Linked DNA regions of Homo sapiens: region 2 is linked to region 1. A link is an interaction called in ENCODE POLR2A ChIA-PET data of the cell type or tissue named here. Cell type or tissue: A673. All regions are shown on one strand.

The links. ChIA-PET counts read pairs that join two places held together with the same protein. Peaks named below come from ENCODE experiments on the same cell type or tissue, not always from the same donor. Only the 100,000 strongest peaks of a DNase experiment are listed, where the experiment ranks them.
Region 2: POLR2A ChIA-PET joins it to region 1 with 14 read pairs; 1 of 35 experiments calls an interaction of 5 or more read pairs at or near these places.

What each region holds. Positions count from the first base shown.
Region 1 is chr12:126,179,151-126,187,150 of GRCh38, forward strand. No RefSeq gene overlaps it. Among named protein-coding and RNA genes, the nearest start is that of LINC02359, 87 kb to the left of the region's middle. In A673, no CTCF peak of the experiment used is centred here; a DNase peak (open chromatin) is centred at 3,841; H3K27ac peaks cover 1,341 bases; H3K27me3 peaks cover 309 bases.
Region 2 is chr12:124,843,512-124,851,511 of GRCh38, forward strand. All of the region lies in intron 1 of SCARB1 (scavenger receptor class B member 1), which reads right to left. Among named protein-coding and RNA genes, the nearest start is that of SCARB1, 16 kb to the right of the region's middle. In A673, no CTCF peak of the experiment used is centred here; no DNase peak of the experiment used is centred here; H3K27ac peaks cover 613 bases.

The DNA.
Region 1 (8,000 bases):
GTTAACTTCATTCACCTTTTACTTTTTGTAAGAATGGGAGTCAAGACTTCTAAGTTCTTTACATGTCACAGCTGAAACTAGAAGTTTATATTATTTTTTGAATGCTGATGGCAACATACTAATTCAGTTTCATGACCCACTAATAGGTCTTGACCGACAACACAAAGATAGATAACGTCTCAAGAAACTTCCCTGCTTTTGGCTCCTGCATGGAGATCTCTAACAGACAGAACACATTAAGAGGGAAATAAATACATTTACTTTCTCCATTTTTACTTCAAGTATAAAGTGGGTATAGTTTATTTTCAATGTGTTTGCATAATATGAGTCCTTTATTGATTGAGAAAAAAATAATTATCAAGACTAGGGTAATAAAATACTTTGCAGTTAAGGTCCTACCTGCCTGGAGCTGCCATCCTGTGGTTATAAATTTGATTGCTCAAATGTCATTATTTGGGATGGATTTTTAAAATGTCTTTTAAAACCACAGTCAGTATATTTAGAGTCTCTCTTGAAACTATCAAGTTTGAGGTCCCAACTGGTTAAAGGAAAGAAAAGTTGCAAATCGTAACCATCTTCCATGCAGAGTCAAGGGCATCAGCCTATTCAAAATCCTCCTTGGAATTTCAGGGCTTTGGGTTTTACAATCCTTTGTATTTTAGTCTGTGTATCTACATAGACTTCAATGGCTCTTTTTGGAGCTGAGTCCCAGAAAATGTGGTGCCAGTAGACCCTCCATTAAGCTTCCTAGATGGAAAGTCAACTGTAATAAAGTAAGAACTATTTATTAACTTATTTTTAAGTTGTAAAAGCAAGATATGTTCCTTGCCAAAAATGTTTGATAGAGTGTCCAAGAAAGCAGATATATTTTGCCCATTCTAGCACTGTTAACATTTTGTGAACATTTTTTATGACTTTTTCTATGCATATCTATTTCCGAAGTGGATTTATATTATACGGTGAACAACAAGAACCAAAATTTGAGCTTATACAAATTTAACTCTTATGTTCCCTACTGAGAAAGGGAGAGAGAGATACATTTTGTATGACAGATGATTCTGTTCTTTCTTCCACTCAACGAATGCCTCAGAGTTTGATGAGGGTGGAGGTGTGAACAAATGCCTCAGAGTGTGATGAGGGTGGAGGTGTAAACGAATGCCTCAGAGTGTGATGAGGGTGGAGGTGTGAATACATGCCTCAGAGTGTGATGAGGGTGGAGGTGTGAACAAATGCCTCAGAGTGTGATGAAGGTGGAGGTGTGAACGAATGCCTCAGAGTGTGATGAGGGTGGAGGTGTGAATACATGCCTCAGAGTGTGATGAGGGTGGAGGTGTGAACGAATGCCTCAGAGTGAGATGAGGGTGGAGGTGTGAATACATGCCTCAGAGTGTGATGAGGGTGGAGGTGTGAACGAATGCCTCAGAGTGAGATGAGGGTGGAGGTGTGAACGAATGCCTCAGAGTGTGATGAAGGTGGAGGTGTGAACGAATGCCTCAGAGTGTGATGAGGGTGGAGGTGTGAACGAATGCCTCAGAGTGTGATGAGGGTGGAGGTGTGAACGAATGCCTCAGAGTGTGATGAAGGTGGAGGTGTGAACGAATGCCTCAGAGTGTGATGAGGGTGGAGGTGTGAACGAATGCCTCAGAGTGTGATGAAGGTGGAGGTGTGAACGAATGCCTCAGAGTGTGATGAAGGTGGAGGTGTGAACGAATGCCTCAGAGTGTGATGAGGGTGGGGGTATGAATACATGCCTCAGAGTGTGATGAGGGTGGAGGTGTGAACGAATGCCTCAGAGTGTGATGAAGGTGGAGGTGTGAACGAATGCCTCAGAGTGTGATGAGGGTGGAGGTGTGAATACATGCCTCAGAGTGTGATGAGGGTGGAGGTGTGAACGAATGCCTCAGAGTGTGATGAGGGTGGAGGTGTGAATACATGCCTCAGAGTGTGATGAGGGTGGAGGTGTGAACGAATGCCTCAGAGTGTGATGAAGGTGGAGGTGTGAACGAATGCCTCAGAGTGTGATGAGGGTGGAGGTGTGAATACATGCCTCAGAGTGTGATGAGGGTGGAGGTGTGAACGAATGCCTCAGAGTGTGATGAGGGTGGGGGTGTGAATCTCATGTTCCTTCACATGAATGGCATGAACTGAAGGCCTCTCTCTGTGTGAGCTGTCCGTGACATTAAGCACATTCCTGTGTTCTGGAGGAAAGGAAAATGATTTTCAAATAAACACTTGACCACATACAACTTCCATTTTTCACCTTGTAAAGTTTTGAAGGGAGGATATTCAATTTCCATCATGTTTTGCTTTGTTTTGTTTTGCTTTCCTGTAGTGAGCTTCTTCCTCATTTATGCTGAGGATAGTAAGTGCCTCTTTCCATCTTGTTCTCCCTGCATCCCTCATCTCTGCCCTTGAAGAGAGTGATTGACATGACAGCTAAGCCTGGGATCAGGAACTAAGCATGTTCAGAACAGCCATTCATCACTTTCTTTTCAGAGTTGCGGGCCTCTCCCCAACTCTGTGGGGAAGAGTATTGGCATGGCCTGTGCCTGTCAGGAGAGGCCAGAGTTCTGGTGGGAGGTCCACTTAGGATACCTGACTGTGTGCACAGGCCAGGGACATCCTCTGATAGAGTTCTACCATTAATAAATCTGATAGACTTGTCTGTACCTGTCTGGTTCCTGTGTCTACCTCCCTATCGTAGGTGGTGTCTACCAGCCATAAGGAGTGCTAGTTATCTTCCATTTGCCTTCAAGATCAATTTTCCACCCTCTGCACCCTGCTTGTGTCCAGAGAAGTTGACCTGTGTGGACAATATCATGAGCTTCCTTGTTCTCTGGCTCCCTGATGGGTTTGGCCCAAGAGAGACATCTCCAGGAGATTGGCGAGTGGGAAGATCAAGGTGGGGTGTCGATTTCCCTAGTTCTGTCCCTTTAGGTCCCTGGAGATATTCTGTGTCCTCTTGCCAAAGGTCATGGCTTCTGTCAAATAGCCCCCCTTTCCTGGTTGTAGAAACCTTTCCAGAAACCCCCTTTCCTGGTTCTAGAAACCATTCCCTTCTTTTCCCTTGAGGAACAGGATATATATGTAACCTTCCCGTTCTTACTAGCCCCTGATCAGCTATTCTTATTTCACCATATTAAATACTTATTCTGCTTTTTGTTGTTGTTGTTGTTTGTTGTTTTGAGACGGAGTCTCGCTCTGTTGCCCAAGCTGGAGTGCAGTGGCACGATCTCGGCTCACCGCAACCTCTGCCTCCTGGGTTCAAGCGATTCTCCTGTCTCAGCCTCAACCTCCCGAGTAGCTGGGATTATAGGCATGCACCACCACACCTGGCTAATTTTGTATTTTTAGTAGAGATGGAGTTTCTCCATGTTGATCAGGCTGGTCTTGAACTCCCAACCTCAGGTGATCTGCCCGCCTTGACCTTCCAAAGTGCTGGGATTACAGGCATGAGCCACTGCGCCCAGCCTTATTCTGCTTTTAAAACAATCTCTTTAACTGTCTTTAAGTTACCCAATTTGAGCATGCATTTGTTTTCTCCTGGGACCCTAATTGATAAGACCTTAGAGGAAGCTTATTTTATAGCTCCCATGTGTTTCTGTAATATGGGAGGAGCCCAAGCCTCTGACCAGCATAGGCCCCAGCCTGGCATTGGGACAGGCTTGGCTGATGGCAGCTCTGGGACATCTACATGAAGACCTGTTACTCCCCTACTTACGTTTTTATCTCATTTCACAGTGCCCTTTTGTTTGCTTTTCATTTGTTAACAAAATCTCAGGCAGCCTAACTTCTTTCCGGTGGCCAAACCGATGTATCTTCCTCCAAATATGGTTTCAAACTCTATTTCCAGCCAACTTGTAATTACACACAGCTGTTGGCAAGTCCTCATGGTTGTTGGCCAGAGACATCATTTTCTTGCAACATGGGATTCTTTATTGGGCTGGTTAGCACATGGCAGCTTGATTTTCTCAGAGCAAGTGAGTGAGAGAGCAGATCCCTTCCGATCAAGTCTTGGGATGACTGCAGCTCTGAGCAACAACTTGATTGCAGCCTTGATGAAGATCTCGGGCCATAGGCAACCAGTTAAACTTCCCGTGGAAATGATAAAATAACAAATCGTTGTTTTCTTAAGCCATTATGATGTTAGGTAATTTTTCACGAAGCAATAAAAAAATTAATATGTTAGTTTCTGGAAGTGAGATGCTAATCATAAAGAATATAAGAATATGAGCATTGCTTGGAACCGAGGAGCAGGCAGAGGCCGAGATGATTTTGAGGAGCGTATAAGCGAAGGCTTAGGTTGCCTTGAATTGATTGTTGTAGTCCTGTGGTTCTGGGCTCTGGGAATTTAGAAGTAAGTGAGAAACATGTTATTAGAAAGCAGAACGGGGGAATTTTTGTTATGTTGTGGCAGAAACTTAGCAAAATTGACACCTTCAACAATGTGGAAAGTAGAAAATGTGCCTAGTCAACTTGATGATCTAGCTAAGGGCATTCCCAAGCAAAATGTTGAAGGTGCTAGTTATTGTAAAATGTGTGAAGGAAGAGACAAAATGAGGGAAGGACTTTTAAAAAATAATAGCCAGAGCTCAGTGATGTTTAAAATTCTCAATCTCTTCTGATTGCAAACATTAATTCTGATTGCAAAAATTAAGAAATGGCTCTCACGCAAAGAAGAAATTCAAAGCATTAGCAGAAAAATATTTTCTTGGGTTGAAACTGGGGATTTGACCTAAGAACCTTTGTGAAGACCTTAGAAAGTTCACAGCTGGTACATTAGAGCACTATTCCATCACGCAAAAGACCCTTCAGAAAAGTCTAGAGTCTGCCTATTACACAAGTGAGCTTCTGTGAAATTTATGAGATTATATCTTATATAAAAGAATTTCTGCCAGGCATGGTGGTTCATGCCTGTAATCCCAGCACTTTGGGAGGCCGAGGCAGATGGATCACCTGAGGTCAGGAGTTTAAGACCAGCCTGGCCAACATGGTGAAACCCGTCTCTACTAAAAATACAAAAATTAGCCAGGCATGATGGTGGGCACCTATAATCCCAGCTCCTCAGGAAGCTGAGGCAGGAGAATCGCTTGAACCCAGGAGGCAGAGGTTGCAGTGAGCCGAGGAGATCACACCATCGCACTCCAGCCTAGGCAACAAGAGAGAAAGTCCGTCTCAAAAAAAAAAAAAAAAAAATTAAAAAGAGACTGTCATGATGGTAGCTTTTGTTTGATGGAGTGAACACCAGTGTGATTCACAGGGGTTCCACAAGAGTTTGAGAAAATCATGTTAGCAGAAATACTGTCACCTTGAACATCAAATAAAATACATCATTTTTATCCCCAAAATTCTACAGGTAGAAAGCAAGCTTTAGGAAACAACTCAGCTATAAACCCATGCTTTCTTTCATGATTTCTCCATTCTAGAGTTGGAGCTGGGAGCCATAGAGAATTATTCCCAGGTCTTGGGCCCCAATCAAGAAACTCCCAATATACCTCTGCTTGTATTTCAGAGTTGTTACACAACAGTTACTCTCCTATGGATCTCATTTTCCTTCCCTTTAAGCAAGAGTGTCTGCAATGATTATTCTATAGTTGCTTAAGCTTTGTACATTGGGTGCATGGGGGCAGGAACACAAGTTATATATTTAGTTCCAAAAGCCTTAAAATTGAGAGAAACTGCACACAAATAGCTTTATTTAGGGAACCACATGTAGGGAGCCAGGCATCATTATCTGACAGAGGTGATGAGATTCTGGATTTTGAGTTGATGTTGTAATGCTGTAATGAGATGAGACTTCAGAGGTACTATATTATGAAACAAGGTATAAGTAATAAAGTAGCCAAGGTCTTAGCATCACGTGAGATGAGGATATTTAACATCTGTCATATCAACTGAAAAATTTAAGAGTGGTAAGTGTAATTTTTGTGTGTTGTATTTCCATTTGGGGGATGTGAGGAATAAAGCTGTAATCATGCTTGAAAGTTATTATGCCAATTTTGGTTATATTTAACATTATTGCTGGTTTCAATCATGACGCTAATCCACCTGCCTCATTTCCCACCATCTGTTTTGTACCACCTGACCTCCCAGAAATCCCACACTTGATAGCCCAGGATTATCACTATCCTAAGATACTGACACACATTTTGAATTGTTTTCATTAATTAGAATTCTCATCCAGTAAAAATCACTTAACCCAGGCTGCAGTAATTGCAAACTAGGATGTTGATTTACTGTATAACCAGAGGGTTTGCTAAAAATTGAGTAGGATTTTATGAAAAGTGTTTGACCTACTTGAGTAAACAGACTTGGAGATCAATTAATGATTGCTTTTGATTAGGAGAGTATCTCACATGTTCACAAGACTCAGCATGATCTTCTCAGAACATCTCTGTTATGTCTAGGTACTAAGGTTTTATTTTGTAAGCACTTTCTTAGTACAGATATTATATTTGAACAGCACTATGAACTTTTCTACGAACTTGCACATGTCCTTTTAACACTGAATTTTAAAACAACCACAGCAAGTGACATCATTATTGTTTTTGAGTGGGTGAAGTCTAGCCCAGGAATGCAGAAGTAACAGTGAAGGTGTGACAATTTCTACTCAGTTTACTGTAGAATTTCCACTTTGGTCATAAAGCAAAGTTGTCTTTCTTTTTGACAGGCTTTTTCTCTGTTTTCCAGGCTGGAGGGCAGTGGCTTGAGTAAGCTCACGGCAGCCTCAAACTCCTTGGCTCAAGGGATCCTGCCTCAGTCTCTCAGGTAGCTGGGACTACAGGCACACAACACACTATGCCTGGCTACATTTTAAATTCTATTTTGGTAGAGATGGGCGCTCACTATGTTGACCGGGCTGGTCTTGAACTCCTGACCCCAAGTTATCCTCCTGCCTTGGCCCCCCAAAGTGCTAGGAATACAGGCACACGTCACCACACTCAGCTATTTATTTTATTTTTGTAGAATTGGGGTCTCACTATGTTGCCTGAGTGGGTCTTCAACTCCTGGGTTCCAGCAATACACTTCAGCCTCCCAAAATGCTGGGATTATAGGCATGAGCCATCTTTCCTGAAAAAGTTTTCTGTTCACATCCCCAAACCTCCAAAGATGTCTAAACTCTTCACCCCTCTGTTGACAGCACTTGTCTCTGTCTGAGACTGCTGGTGAGAAAACATCCACAGGTCACAGGACAACGGGGCAGAGGGGGCCCCATTCAAGGATAGCTCAGTGTTGAGTAGCTTACATGCTGCCGCTCCATTAGGGACTTCTATCCCTGGGGCCCTCCCAGGCTCTTCATTGCTTTCCCTTCTCCTCTTAGTCTCTCCTCTTCTTTGCAACTACCTGCTCCTCCAGCTCTTCTATTTCCCGTCTTTGGAATCAAAAAAGCCACTCCACCAACAGGCATCTGGAATTTTCTGTCTCAAATATATGTCTTTTTTGAATGTTTATTTCCTCTTCTGTGTGTGGTGTGGGAGGGAAAGATGCCTTCTGGGATACATGTAAGAAACACAACAAAAAGGAAATATTCCTAAAAATACACAGATTAATACTTTAAGATTTAACCCTGGCTCAGGTCCTAGAACCTGATCTAGTTATGACGGCTGTGTTCCATGTTGTCCGCTGTAATCTAGACAGGGTTAATGTCCTCCTCAGCTTGATTAAACCTTATCCAGACCGTCCTGACTCTAGGCTTTTTTCCTCTCACCCAGACCTTACAGAACCCAGGTGGCCCAAACACAGAGGCCCCTTCCCTCCCTTTTTATAGAGCATTTACTTTAGAAAACATGCAATTGTACATTCTTTTTCTGCCCCTTTGAGATGTAAATCTTTTATAAAGTCTCCTGCCAGTTTTATAATCCAGCAATATCTTTCTCAAGGACCTGGGAACCATTGATTTGAAATAAGATCATCCAGGAAGATAAAGTCCCATCTCCCAGTCTCTGTGGGAGAAAAGGATCCTAGCTTGGGTGGGAGTCTCGCTCTAAGCTGTAAAACTC
Region 2 (8,000 bases), 1.3 Mb before region 1:
CCTGGATTTGAACCCAGAGCTCTGCAGATCTGAGGATTGGGCACCTGCACACATAGTGCTGGTCTGAAGCATGTCCCCTGCCAAATTCATGCCCACCTAGAACCTCAGAATGTGGCCTTATTTAAAAATAGGGTCTCTACAGATGTTACCAAGTTAAGGATCCCAAGATGAGATCATCCTGGATTTATGAAGGGCCCTACATCCAAGCTGGAGGCCCTCCAAGCCCAAGCTGGTGGGGTCTAGCCCCAGTTTGCTCTGTGACCCTCCAACATGGCCCTCAAAATCTCTGAGCCTCAGACCCCCACCTGAGGACTTATGAAAGGAAGAAGACTCAAATTCACACCTCAGAAAAGCACATGAGAACAATGCTGCACCACGTACCCTCACTGAGACCCCAGACATTCTCGAAGACTAAATCGTCTCAGGTGCTGGAGAGGATGTGAGAGCTGGGAGGGTGAACAGCAGTGGCCCTTCTGGAAGGCATGTTGGGTGAAAATGGCTCCCCCTCTGCCCTACAGCAATTCCACTCCTGCGCATCCCCAGGAAATTGTGGAGAAGTACAAGGCAGCAGGGTCCAGCATATTTGCTGTTTGTGGAGGCAGGAGTCAGACATAACCAAGGTACCCCCGTCGCTAAGGGAATAAATACAACAGGATGAACATGAATTAGGGGGTCCAGGCAGCAGAAGGAAGCAATAAGCCTGATACACACATAGGAACACGGATAGATTTTAAACAGGGCAGCACGAGGAATGTTGACACGAGTTACCGTGCATGGCATGGAAAAGCCGCCCTCTCCTCAGACGTGACAGGCCACATGAAGGGGGCCTCCCTGTGCCACCCCCAGCTCAAAGCACTTCCACCTCTAGCTCCCTCGGTCCTCACTGAATCCTATAGGAAGGCATGGTTTTAGCCCATTTTATAGGCACCCTACTATTATGAGCTGAACAGTGTCCCCCCAAAATTCCCATGTTGCAGCCCTAACCCTCGGTGCATCAGAATGTGACTGTATTGGCGCGGGGGGCAGGGCCTTTAAATCGGTGATTACGTTTAAATGAGGTCAGTGGGGTGAGCCCTAATCCAATCTGACTGACGCCCTTAAAAGAGGAGATTAGGACCCGCAGAGAGTCACCGGGGATGTGCGCACACAGGGAGAAGGTGGCGTCTATGAGGCCGGGAGAGGGGTCTCCGGAGAAGCCAGCCCTGCCAACATCCTGATCTCAGACTTCCGGCCTCCAGAACTGTACGGGAATACATGGTCTTTGGCCCATGCACCTGTTATGGACATTTTTTTCTTTCTTTCTTTCTTTTTTTTTTTTTTTTGAGACAGAGTCCTGCTCTGTTGCCCAGACTGGAGTGCAGTGGCACGATCTCGGCTCACTGCAACCTCTGCCTCCCATGCAGACTCAGACACCCACCAGAGACCAGAGACTCGAAGAGCCTGTCCATGGTCACACAGCAGCAGGAGGCAGGGCCGGGATCTGGACCCACACCTGCAGGCTCCGGAATCTAGGACTGCACAAGGTCCAAGGACACACTCAGGTTTACAGACGCAGCCACACAGAGGATGGGCGCAGGGGCAGGGCGGGCTGAAGAGCGAGAGGGGTGAGGGGAAGGAGGGCATAAAAGGAGACCACTGAAAGCAGAAGCCAAGCGAGTTCCCGAACATGCGCGCTCCCAGCAGCACCGCTCCCGGCAGCCACCAGCCCAGACGCCCATCCACAGAGGCGCGGAAAAACAGCATGCAGTGCACCCGCACCGTGGAGGCCTGCTCAGCTACAAAAAGGAAAGCAGCACTCCACATGCCACACCACGGATGAACCCCAAAACATGACGCTAAGCGGAAGCAGCCAGGCACTTAAGGCCACACATTGCATGATTTCATTTATAAGAAATGTGCAGGGCCGGGCACGGTGGCTCAGGCCTGTAATCCCAACACTTTGGGACCGAGGCAGGTGTTTGACCTGAGGTCAGGAGTTTGAGACCAGCCTGGCCAACATGTGAAACCCCGTCTATATTAAAAATACAAAAAAAAAAAAAAAAAATTAGCCGGGCGTGGTGGCGGGCGCCTGTAGTCCCAGCTACTGGGGAGGCTGAGGCAGGAGAATCGCTTGAACCCAGGAGGCGGAGGTTGCAGTGAGCCGAGATCACGCCACTGCATTCCAGCCTGGGTGACACAGCAAGACTCTGCCTCAAAAAAAAAAGAAATGTCCAGGGCCGGGCACGGTGGCTCAGGCCTGTAATCCCAACACTTTGGGACCAAGGCAGGTGGATGACCTGAGGTCAGGAGTTTGAGACTAGCCTGGCCAACATGGTGAAACCCGTCTCTACTAAAAATACAAAAAAAAAAAATTAGCCGGGTGTGGTGACAGGCGCCTGTAGTCCCAGCTACTCGGGAGGCTGAGGCAGAAGAATCGCTTGAACCCGGGAGGCGGAGGTTGCAGTGAGCCAAGATTGCACCACTGCACTCCAGCCTGGGCGACAGAGCAAGACTCTGTCTCAAAAAAAAAGAAAGAAAGAAAGAAAGAAATGTCCGTAACAGGTGCATCTGTAGAGACAGAAAGAAAATGAGTGATTGCCAGGGGCTGGGGAGCTGCAAAGAGTGGAGAATGGGCAATTCTACTTGGGAGGGATGGAAATGTTTTGAAACTAGGTAGAAGTGGTGGTATCACTGAATTATTCGATTTACAAGGATTAATTATATGTTATGTGAATTTGAACTCAATAAATTATTAAATGAAAAACAAATGATAGGATTGGAAACGCTGCAACCACTTTGGACAAGAGCTTGGCCCTTCTCCATGCAGGTGAAGACACGCACGCCATGACCAGACCCCCTACTCTGACTGTCGGGCCCTAGAGGGATTCAGGCACATGTCCCTTGCAGGCAGGGACACGAGTGTGTCATAACCCAGAAGTGAACACAGTCACCGGCATCAGGGTTAAAACAGATGAACTGGCCGGGCGTGGTGGCTCACGCCTGTAATCTCAGCACTTTGGGAGGCCGAGGCAGGCGGATCATGAGGTCAAGAGGTCGAGACCATCCTGGCCAACATAGTGAAACCCCATCTCTACTAAAAATACAAAAATTAGCTGGGCATGGTGGTGCACTTGGGAGGCTGAGGCAGGAGAATTGCTTGAACCCGGGGGGCAGAAGTTGCAGTGAGCTGAGATCGCGCCACTGCACTCTAGCCTGGCCACACAGCAAGACTCCATCTCAAAAAAAAAAAAAAAAAAAAAAAAAAAAAGACAGATGAACTGTGATACTCAGCTTCTTCCGATTAGCATCATGAACTGTGATATGACATGGCCATGAAAATAGAGTGCAGCTTATCGCAGCAATGTGGGTGGATCCCACAAATACCATATGAAGTAACACCAGCAAGACCAAACCAAACAAAAATACTGAGAGTATGCCTGCATCCAAGTTAAGTCCAAAACCGGACCAAACTAATCCCGGTGTTTAGGGATGGCTATGAGGGAGTGATACTATAAAAAGCAAAGCAAGCTGGGACCAAACACAGTGTCTTCTGCAGGGGCTTCGGGGCAGATGAGCTTTCCCTCTTCTTCACGTGGGGTGATTGCATGCATGTTCATCTTAGTTACATATTTGATTGCATATGTCTTACACTTTCCTCAAAGTGAGCAAATTTCACAAAAAACAGAAATCCAAGACTCTGGGTGGAAAGTGCAAAGCGAGGGGTTGCAGCAGGTGGAGTCCAGGAGCCTGGGAACAGACAGTGGAAGGAAATCCCAAGGACAGGGGAGACTTGGCTGTTCCCAGAGCTGCCAAGGGATCCTGGCTGCAATGGGCTCTCGGCCAAGTAAGGCCAGTTTGACCTCCACCTGCCTGCCAGGAGGCCAGACAGGGCCAAGATGATCTGGCACAAGAATTTCCACAAGGCTCTGAGGCCTGGGCATCTGGGCTAGTGGCTGCCGGGAGGCCCAGTTAGGGAGAGGCAAAACAGGAAAAGCCCCCACCTGCCACTCCATCCAGCCTCCCGTTTCCACCCGACCAGCCCTGAGACCCCAGGGTTTCCACAATCTTCCTGGCCCAGGGGATGAGTCAGGGATCAGATCCGCCATCTCTTCCCATGTGATGGCACTGGGGTGGGCAGAGGCTGGCCGAGGGCCGCTGAAGGATGGACACATCACCGCTCAAAGGCAAGGAATGAGAGCCAGAAATTTTAGAAAGCAGGTGGAGGAAGGGACCAGGAGGAATTGCAGGCTTCTTCAACCCAAGAGGTTCAGACTTGCACTGTGACTGCCAGGCTGGGAGCTGGGGGAGGATCCAGGCACCCAACCCCGGCTCATCAGAAACACTCTGCTCCAATCTGATTCACACAATGAGGCTTTTGTGTGGGAGTCTGTGGGAAGACCACGTGCACTCCTGAGAAAGCAATCAGACAAATCCAAATCAAGGGCCATCCTGCCAAAAGCACCCGCCTGGCCCCTTTACAGATGCCAGTGTCCTGAAAGACCCAGCAAAGAGAAAAGGGCTGGAGAACAGGTCTGGATTAAAGAGGAAAAACACATGAGGCAACCAGACACAGCATGCAACCTTGGATTCAAAAAAAAATTTTCTTTTTCTGAGACGGAGACTCACTCTGTCGCCCAGGCTGGAGTGCAGTGGCACGATCTCGGCTCACTGCAACCTCCGCCTCCTGGGTTCAAGCGATTCTCCTGCCTCAGCCTCCCGAGTAGCTGGGACTACAGGTGTGCGCCACCATGCCTGGCTAATTTTTTTACTTTTAGTAGAGACAGGGTTTCACCATGCTGCCCAGGATGGTCTCAATCTCTTGACCTTGTGATCCACCCGCCTCGGCCTCCCACAGTGCTGGGATTACAAGCGTGAGCCACCACGCCCGGCCAATTCAAAATTTTTTAATGAACAACTATGACAAAAAGTGTTATTGGGGCCGTAAGGGAATCTGAACACAGACTGTCAGATTAAAGGTGTGGATCCTCGTGGCCTTCTTGAGTGGGGCCGTGGTCCACGGCCATGGAGAAGGACGTCCTTGTCCTTAGGATGCACCCAAAAGGCTCAGCAACGAGAGAGAGAGGATGCACATGCAGCAACTTGTACTTTTCTTCCCGTTTTTACAAAATAAAATCTTTGAAAATAGAACCTTGGGTGATGTGGTGGTGGAAGAACACACTGGGCTGCTTTATTTTACAAGCTGGATGCCTCCCTCGTGAGAACGGCAGAACGAGCCGTGGTACATCCGCACCGTGGAGCGTTTCCAGGCATCTAGAGAATCAGAGCGTGATCATCACCAGAAAATCCCAGCTGACTGAGGACGACATGGACAAGCGATGACAGCGTGAGAAACCCACGGTGCAGCAAAGCGTGCATAGTATGGTCCCATTTCAGCAAACTGCTGACAGATGGATCCCTCTCTATGTCTGTGTCTATCCGGTTAAGATGTTGGAAACAGCCAGCCCTTACTTGACACTTGCCGAGCTGCTATTTGAAGTGTGACATGTGCCAATTCTGCCACCTTAAAAGCCCTATGTAGGAGACACTTTTATTAACTTCATTTTACAGAAAAGTAAAAAAGGCACAGAGAGGGTAAGTCACTTGCCTGAAGGCACCCAACTGGGAAGTGGCCAAGCCAGGATTTGAACCTGGGCTGCCTGCCTTCAAAGTCCATATGCTGGGGTCCACCTGAGCTGCTGGAAGCTAAAGCCCTGCCAAAGGCTGGAGAGAAGCCTGGGATGCTGCTGGGACACACTGCAGGGTAAACCCAGTGGCTAGGATTCCAGATCAACTCCTCCACGGGTGCATCTGGGCAGCTCATCCCTCCCACCCCTACCTCATCCCCTCTCTGCCCACGGCACACCCCTGCAGCCTCTCACCTTGGGTGGACAAAGCCTGAACTTTGGCACACCAGCCCTGATATCTCCCCAACTTTTTAAAAAATGCCTCATCCCAGTCCTGCCGCCAGGATGTGAACAGGCAGGGGTATCAATGGGACCCTGGGAACTTTCTGCCTGAAGAACATTCGTTAGTGACTTCCTCCGGCACCCACCCAGGCCCCTTCCACCCTTGCTGCCCGGGCCCTCCTGGCCTCCATCCAGCTAGCCTGGGACAGTCGGCCCCACCCAGCACTGGCTGCTAACTATCTCCGTGGCCTTGAGTAAACCTCTGCTACCTACAGAATTTGGTTTCCAAAGGAAAAATAAAAGATAGAACTGAGCTTCGGAACCCAAGTCAGTCCAGATCTAACAATCTGACAGCTGATGAAACTTTCCCCGTTAGAGCAATTAGGCCAGGTACAGTGATTCATGAATGTAATCCCAGCACTTTGGAAGACCAAGGTGGGAGGATTGCTTGAGGCCAGGAGTTCAAGACCAGCCTGGGCAACATAGCAAGACCCCTGTCTCTACAAAAAATCTAAAAATTAGCTGGGCATGGTGGTGCACACCTGTAGTCCCAGTTATTCAGGAGGCCAAGGTAGGAGGATCGATTGAGCCTGAGTGGTTGAAGCTGCAGTGAGCCGTAATCATGCCACTGCACTCCAGCTTGGGTGACAGAGTGAGACCCTGTCTCAAAAAATCTAAATAAATAAATAATAAAGGGTGGGCACTGTGGCATATGCTTATAATCCCAGCACTTTGGGAGGCCAAGGTGGGTGGATCATTTGAGGTCAGGAGTTCCAGACCAGCCTGGCCAACCTGGTGAAACCTCGCCTCTACTAAAAATACAAAAATTAGCCGGGTGTAGTGGTGGGCACCTGTAATCCCAACTACTCAGGAGGCTGAGGCAGGAGAATCACTTGAACCCGGGAGGCGGAGGTTGCAGTGAGCCAAGATCATGCCACTGCACTCCAGCCCGGGCGACAGACTGAGACCATGTCTCAAAAAAATAAATAAATAGGCCGGGCTTCGTGGCTCACACCTGTAATCCCAGCACTTTGGGAGGTCGAGGTGGGCGGATCACCTGAGGTCAGGAGTTCGAGACCAGCCTGGCCAACATGGAGAAACCCTGTCTCTACTAAAAATACAAAATTAGCTGGGCACAGTGGCGCAGCCTGTAATCCCAGCTACTTGGGAGGCTGAGGTGAGAGAATCGCTTGAACCTGGGAGGCAAAGGTTGCGGTGAGCCGAGATCACACCATTGCACTCCAGCCTGGGCAACAAGAGAGAAACTCCGTCTCAAAATAAATAGGTAAGTAAATATAAGTAAATACATACATAATAAACAGCTGGTAAGCTACTACCTCCTCAAGAGGCCTTGGTAAACAGAATAGTCAGCCAAACAAAATAATCTCTAATACTGTAACAGCCAGAGACAGTGAAAGGCAATGTGGGGATGAAGTGGGAAGCTACCTGGGGGCAAAGGGGCTCAGCCCCATTTTTGCTGCCTATGGCCGCCTCTTCCCCCGACAACAGCCCCTCCTTTTTGCCTTTTGGGAACCACCCTACTCCTACCTGAGTCTCTGTGGGCAAGAACTACTTCCCTCCCTGGCTCCAAATGGGCAGGCGACCCAAGGCTGACCAATCACAGCAGTCCATTACTCGAGCCACAGCAATTGGTCCAAGGATGCACATGTGATCCCAGCTCAGCCAATCACAGCCAATGAGCATTGACTCCATAAGTTGTGCCAGCCACTGAGAAAATTCTTTAATTCTCCTTCAATATCCCTCAGGAAGGTTCCCTTCCAAGAGCTTCTGGGAATTCCAAAGCAGTCAGTTTCTCCCTGACGTGGTGCAGATGCCATTTATTTTCTAAGCGTCAGAGGAAGCCACTGGCAAGTGAGACTGGGGCGTACATATAAAAACATAGGAATCTAATTCTAGAATCGCATTCAGCCTGTCCAGATGCCCTGTCACGGGACCCAGGAAGAACAGCAGGGTCACAAGAAACTCACTCCCTACATTGACACTAACCAAGTCTACTTATGAGGGTCACTGCTGTTTTCCTTTTTTTTTCTAATTGAATGCATGTAGATGATTTTGCATGAATGACATGCTTATGGGCCACACCTCCACATTCCT